Linked DNA regions of Homo sapiens: region 2 is linked to region 1. A link is a contact called in ENCODE Hi-C data. All regions are on one chromosome and are shown on one strand. Each heading gives the region's core, a stretch centred on a gene start or an enhancer-like site at or near the end of the contact. The rest is flanking DNA. Distances are from core to core; before and after follow the strand shown. Region 1 overlaps RSBN1 (round spermatid basic protein 1). Region 2 overlaps CD58 (CD58 molecule).

The links. A loop is a pair of places that touch in the nucleus more often than their neighbours do. Pooled maps may share reads with other maps.
Region 2: a loop to region 1 is called in a map with no recorded cell type, with 6 times the contacts of the local background. The contact joins two enhancer-like sites. A Hi-C loop is called at or near these places in 2 of 37 single-sample maps with no recorded cell type and 1 of 50 pooled maps.

The regions. Positions count from the first base shown.
Region 1 is chr1:113,781,926-113,785,140 of GRCh38, forward strand. The region is part of intron 2 of RSBN1 (round spermatid basic protein 1); the gene reads right to left. Among named protein-coding and RNA genes, the nearest start is that of PHTF1, 24 kb to the left of the region's middle. Within about 2 kb of position 1,711, at least 11 of the 41 ENCODE cell types and tissues checked have a DNase peak (open chromatin) inside an H3K27ac peak, as active enhancers do.
Region 2 is chr1:116,555,182-116,558,396 of GRCh38, forward strand. All of the region lies in intron 1 of CD58 (CD58 molecule), which reads right to left. It overlaps LOC105378925 (a long non-coding RNA gene), which reads left to right. Exons shown (of 3, transcript XR_947739.2): 3 at 1-3,215. Among named protein-coding and RNA genes, the nearest start is that of MIR548AC, 3.3 kb to the right of the region's middle. RefSeq lists enhancers at 1,403-1,652, 1,426-1,720. Within about 2 kb of position 1,555, at least 19 of the 41 ENCODE cell types and tissues checked have a DNase peak (open chromatin) inside an H3K27ac peak, as active enhancers do.

The DNA of each region.
Region 1 (3,215 bases), core at 461-2,960:
CCTACATACTGCTACAAATAATCTAGGAAAAAACATCTTATCATTCAACCTTCCCATTTTAAATCCTTTAGTAGCTCCATATTACCTGTAGCATCAAACTAGAAAATCCTTTTTAAGGAAGACAAAGCCCCTCCTGATCTATTATTCCAAGGGAATAACAGACCAAGATTTGCCACATTCTCCACATTTGCCACATTCTAAATATACATTTCGCAAATTCTAAATAATTTCTGCTGCCTCCACAAGTTTTCACATGTTATTGTCCACCTTTACAACTCCTATATTTCCTTGATGGTATAAAATGACTCAAAATAAGGTTTCAAGCTCAAAGAACGAAAGTACATAACATTTACAGATTTTAGGTAAGTTAGATTTGGAGTTATAACTAGATCAAAAAAGGTAAGGAATAGATGCATAGATTTGGAAATTGTCTATAACATATAATTTTTTAAGTGACTAAGACTTGAGAGAAAGAATAGAAAGAGACAGAACCAAGAACTGCACTTAAAGGAAAACAGATATTTGACAGACAGGAGGAAGAGTTAGCTAAAGAAATTGTGAAAGGATGAGTTAAGAAGTAATGCAATTAAAATGATGTAAGAATAACGTTTCAAAAATGGTCAAGGACAACTATTTTTTAAGAAAAACAAACTGGCTGTTATGAATAGTGCTGCAATAAACATGGAAATGCAGATCTTCAACATACTGATTAAATTTCCTTGAGTTGGACATATACCAAGAAGTGGAATTGCTTGGTCATGTGGTCGTTCTATTTTTAATTTTTTAAGGAACATCCACACTGTTGACCATAATGTCTGTACTAATTTAGATTGACATTAACTGTATAAAAGTTCTCCTTTTTCCATATCCTCACCAGCATTTATTTTTTGTCTTTTTGTTAACAGCCAGAACTGGGGTGAGGTGATATCTAATTGTAGTTCTGACTTCCATTTCCCTGATGATGAATTATGTTGAACATTTTTTCATATACCTGTTGTATGTCTTCAAATTTCAGAATGTCTATTTAGGTCTTTTGCCCACTTTTAAATCAGATTATTTCGTTGTTGTTGTTATTGGGTTGTTTGAATTATTTACATAAATTTTAGGCCACAGGGCAGAAAATACTATCTGGTCCTTAATAGAAAAAGTTTGCCAACCCCCAATTTAAACCACTCACAAAAGAAATCAAGCAATATGTTTGAATACAAACTTTGTGAAAGAGAACAATCTGTATTATTCAATATTATATATCTGTAATACAAAGTGCCTGGTATGTAGTCATAAATATTTGTTGAATTTCTGTATGTTAAGGCTAGAAATGAAGTAATCAACCACAAACTCTGGCAAAAAGAAAAAAAAGGGGTGGAGGGGGAGAAGAAGAACTGCTGATTACCAGTCTATCACTTGCATTTAAAAATTTAATAAATGCAAATGTTTGTGATACATTTAAATAATTAACAGCATAACAATGAACAGCAGTTATGACCACAAATTCAACATGCACCAACTTTCAACCTGAAAAGGCTGACAAGAAAAAAAAAAAGAGAGAAAAAAATAGATAAAACAAAAAAACATTCACCAACTGTAGGAAACTAATGCCAAACAAGCAAAGTATTCCTTCTTTTTAGTAAGAAAATTTCCTGGGCATATGGCCAATAAGCTAGGCTCCCTGACAGCTAAATGCGGCCTGTGCCTAAGTTTGGGCCAATGAGACAGTCACATAAGTTACATATGCAATCTTCAGGGCATACCTTTATAAGGAAGTGGCTTGCCCTCCACTTCCTTTTTCTCTTTTGAGGGCTGCAACACAGAGTGGTAAAGAGCTAGTCTCAATCATGCACATGACAACACCAGTAGGAACGACAAAAATTAAAGACAGAAGGAAACTAGCATCCTGGATGACAACAAGGAACAGAGTTGCTTACCTCGGGACTGCTAAACAAGAGACAAACTTTTGTTCTAGCCACTGCACATTGGTCCTCATTGTTATGGTTTTTTAGCCTATACCTTGTATACTTTGTAATGAGGGAGGCAATATTCTGCATTGCACAGAGATATCATCTGGGGTGTGATCTCCCGATCTGGCCTAAAAAATATCTATAACTAGGGCACACCCAAAATAGAACATTTAAAGTGATTAGGGACTTGCAAACCATACAAAATGGAGGAAGAATGCAAGAAATCAAAAGTATTTCAAAAGTATTTAACTTGAAAAGATTAAAGGAGGGACACAACAGTCTTCAAATACTTGGAGGCCTGTAACATGAGTTACAGGAAAGCAGGTGTCATTCATTTACCACAAGTTTATTGTACAGTCATGTGTCACCTAATGACAGAAATACATTCTGAGAAATGTCATTAGGCAATTTGTGGTTGAGAACATCACAGCTTGTACTTACACAAATCTAAGTGGTATAGCCTACTACACACCTAGGCTATATGACATAGCCTATTGCTCCTAGGCTACAAAACTTACAGCATGTTATTGTACTGAATACTGTAGTCCAGTGGTCCCCAATCTTTTTGGCATGAGGGACTGGTTTTGTGGAAGACAATTTTTCCACGGAAAAGGGCAGGGGGTTGGCAGGCATGGTTCTGGATGAAACTGACCCACCTCAGATCATCAGGCATTAGTCATATTCTCATAAGAAGTGTGCAACCTAGATCCCTCGCATGCACAATTCACAACAGAGTTCACACTCCTATGAGAATCGAATGCTGCAGGTTATCTGACAGGAGGCGGAGCTCAAGCAGCAATGCTATTATAGCTTGCTGCAGCCAGGTTTTTAACAGGCCACAGACCAGTACTGGGGGACCAGTACAGTTGAGGACCCCTGCCGTAGATACCTGAAACACAATGGTAAGTTTTTATGTATCTAAACACATTTAACTTCCCATGCTTGCAGAATAGGGAGTTGTTATGGGTCAGTGAGTGAGTGGTGAGTGAATGTGAAGGCCTAGGACACTGCTGTACACTACTGTAGACTTTATAAACAGTGTACACTTAGGTTACACTGATTTTTAAAATTTTTCTTTCTTCAATAATAAATTAACTTTAGCTTACTGTAATTTTTATAAACTTTATGAGTTTTTTAATTCTTTGACTCTTGTAATAACACATAGTTTAAAACACATTGTACAGCTATACAAAAATACTTTCTTTACGTCCTTATTCTGTAAGGTATTTTCTACTTAAAAACTTTTTTTTTTACTTT
Region 2 (3,215 bases), core at 305-2,804, 2.8 Mb after region 1:
GATTTTGAAGCCAGCAAGGCCCAGGGTGAACTCCCAAAGGCCTCCCCACACTAGATCTCCTCAGCTGTGAAGTAGAAATCATAATGCCCACCATAAAAGATTGTTTTCAGGTTTGAATAAAATTGAGAGTCTTTTTACACTGGTTGACATGGAATAGGCTTTCAAAGGTTTTCTCTCTTTTTCTTTTAATGAGTTAGGTCAACATCAAGGTATTCACACTGTCTGAATTAACTGGGTGAGAACTGGGCATGGGGTGAGTTTTTGCTGTTTAAAAGCAAAGAGAGATGGAGGGAGGGAAAAAATTTTATCAGTGATCGCCTAAAAAGATTTTCTATGCTAGCCAGATAATTTTTGAAGGTTTTTTTGTTTTGAAGAATTTTGAATTTTTTTTAAATAAAGATATGAGGGTACCTAATACCTAATCAGCACTACATGTATAGAGTGATCACATATCTAAAAACAGGTCTGATCTCAAATATTCTGTTGCAGTGTTTCTACAAAACATCAACACCTCAATTTTAATAGTTCTTTTTGTATGGCCTGAAGTTGTAACTGGAACCCAAGTTTTATAGATGAAGTATCCTGATTTCTTATTTAGAAAATCTGGTCACCGTTAACTATGGGTTAATGAAAAGGAACTCTCAACCCCCAGCACAAATTCCTCTGCAAATTATTACTCAGGGCCTGAGATTCAGATTGACTGGTACTTTTTTTTTTTACTTAATCTAACACTTGTATGGCCCTGGCTCTGTGCCAGGCACTGTTGCAAGGGCTCTATAAATAGGTACTCACCACTGGGAGCAGTGGCTCATGCCTGTAATCCCAGCACTTTGGGAGGCCAAGGCAGGTGGATCACTTGAGGTCAGGAGTTCCAGACCAGCCTGGCCAACATGGTGAAACCCCGTCTCTACTAAAAATACAAAATTAGCTGGGCGTGGTGGCACTCGCCTGTAATCCCAGTTACATGGGAGGCTGAGGCAGGAGAATCGCTTGAACCCGGGAGGTGGAGGTTGCAGTGGCCAAGACTGTGCCACTGCACTCCAGCCTGGGTGACAGAGCAAGACTCCATCTCAGAAAAAAAAAAAAAAAAAAAAAAAAAATCAGAATCCTAAAAACATATTAAGAAGGTTTTATTTCTAACCTTATTATTTTGCAGGTGAGGAAACTGAGGCACAACAATGTTAAGTAATGAAGCCAGATTTGAACCTGGACAATCTGACTGCAGAATCAGTGCTCTTAACCATTGTTTCTTATTTAGCTTGCTACATGGCATAAGGCTCTTAAAGATAGTGACATGATGCAGGGTTTCTCAGGATACAATCTATAGACAGCATTGGAACAGCAGATGTTGCAAATGAGAAAGTCAAACTGAGTTAAGCACACCTCCAAACCTACAGGTGAGGCACTAAGCTCTGTGGTTTCCAAATCATCGAATGCTAGAGCTGAAGAGGGCCTCAGAGAGCAAGACTCCAGTCAAGGAAGAAAAAGCCAGACCAGAAACAATAAAAAGAAAACGAGCAAACAAAGGAGTCACAAAGAAACAGAACTGTGGCAAATGACGCATTAGACGAAGACCAGCAATTCCACCCACAGAGGAGATACCAGCGGGCCAAGTGTGAGTCAGAAGGGACTGGTGAGGACTTGCGCACCAGTGAGCCTACAGGGAGGGGCCTGCCATGTGGAAACAGGAGCTGTGCCTCAGCTCCTGCCATGTGGAAACAGAGGCCCACCATTGCCAGGTTCCCAATTTTTCAAAAAAAGCCAGATATTCACATTTTGTGTGAAAATTCCTGTTCTTGAAAGTTGGCAACTAATTCAAATCTGAGCTTAGGGGTAACCCCAGCCAGGCTAGCCCTATCAGGACAAGGACAAAGGTGTTCCTGTTTTTGGCTGTATCCCCATATGTCTGGCATATGGACTTTCAATAAATATCTGTTGAATGAATTAACTAAAATGATTAAAATACAACTTAAATGTAGTTCAAAAGATAAGGCTTCCTGACAGAATAGCAAAATTTGACAGTCACCCCAAACCCTGGGCTTTGTGAAATCCCAAATTGCTGTGGAACCTGGCTGAAGAAGGAGGACTTCGTAAGGAGAGATGGAGAAAGAAGTTTAACTGGAGCTTAAAAATAAAATGGCTCAGGAGCCCTCATATACAACCAAAACAGACTCAGTTTTTCAGCCCCACTTTCTGCCTCATCACCAAAGCAAGATGGGAGGACCTGCGGGCTCCACCTTCCCAACTCCACAGCTGTCCCTTTTGAGATGTTCCCTCTCAAGTTTAAGTAGATTTTACCAACTAAGTGTTATAGGATGCAGGGCACCACACCAGATAAACTTGTACCCACTCATGGATGTCAGCCCCAATCAAACTTAACAGCCTCGCTATGGTTTGAGGAGGTTCACTGATGTCATTTCTTTCTTTTCTTTCTTTTTATTTTTCTCTTTCTTTCCCTCTCTCTCTCCCTCCTTCCCTCCCCTTCCTTCCTTCCTTCCTTTTTCTTTTTGGAGACAGGGTCTCATTCTGTCACCCAGGTTGGTGTGCAGTGGTGCAATCGTGGCTCACTGTAGCTTCAACCTCCTGGGCTCAAGTGATCCTTCTGCCTCAGCCTCCCAAGTAGCTAGAACTACAGTTGCATGCCACCACGCCCAGCTAATTTTTATATTTTTTGTAGAAACAAGGTCTCACTATGTTGCTCAGGCTGATCTCAAACTCGTGGGCTCAAGTGATCCTCCTCCCTGGGCCTTCTGAAGTGCTGAGATTACAAGCATGAGCCACCATGCCCAGCCAATGCCATACCTTAGAGACAAGCTAATCACTCTTCCGGGATTTGAAGGAAAGGGTTTTCTTGAGTTTGTTCTTAGAAATAAACAATGTAATTTTAAGATACTTCTCTCTCTCTCTCTAAAATATTTTAAGGCTCACACTGCCTGCAGATTTTAGCAGGTAAAGTAAAAGTTCATTTGACCAAAAAAAAAAAAAAAAGAAAGAAAAAAGAAAAATTCCCTTAAAAGTTTCAGTACCTGAATATATGAATATTGGTATTTCCCTCTGAATATAAGACATCATAATGGTGATTCATTTAAAGCCTCGTGCAAGCCCAGAGATAGCAGGGTCTTGGGGCATTTTTGCTCCCAAGTGAGCAGATGGATTTCTCATCTGGATATGGGTCACTGAGCACAGCCTTGTCCCTCTCACTTCTCTGCGTTTGG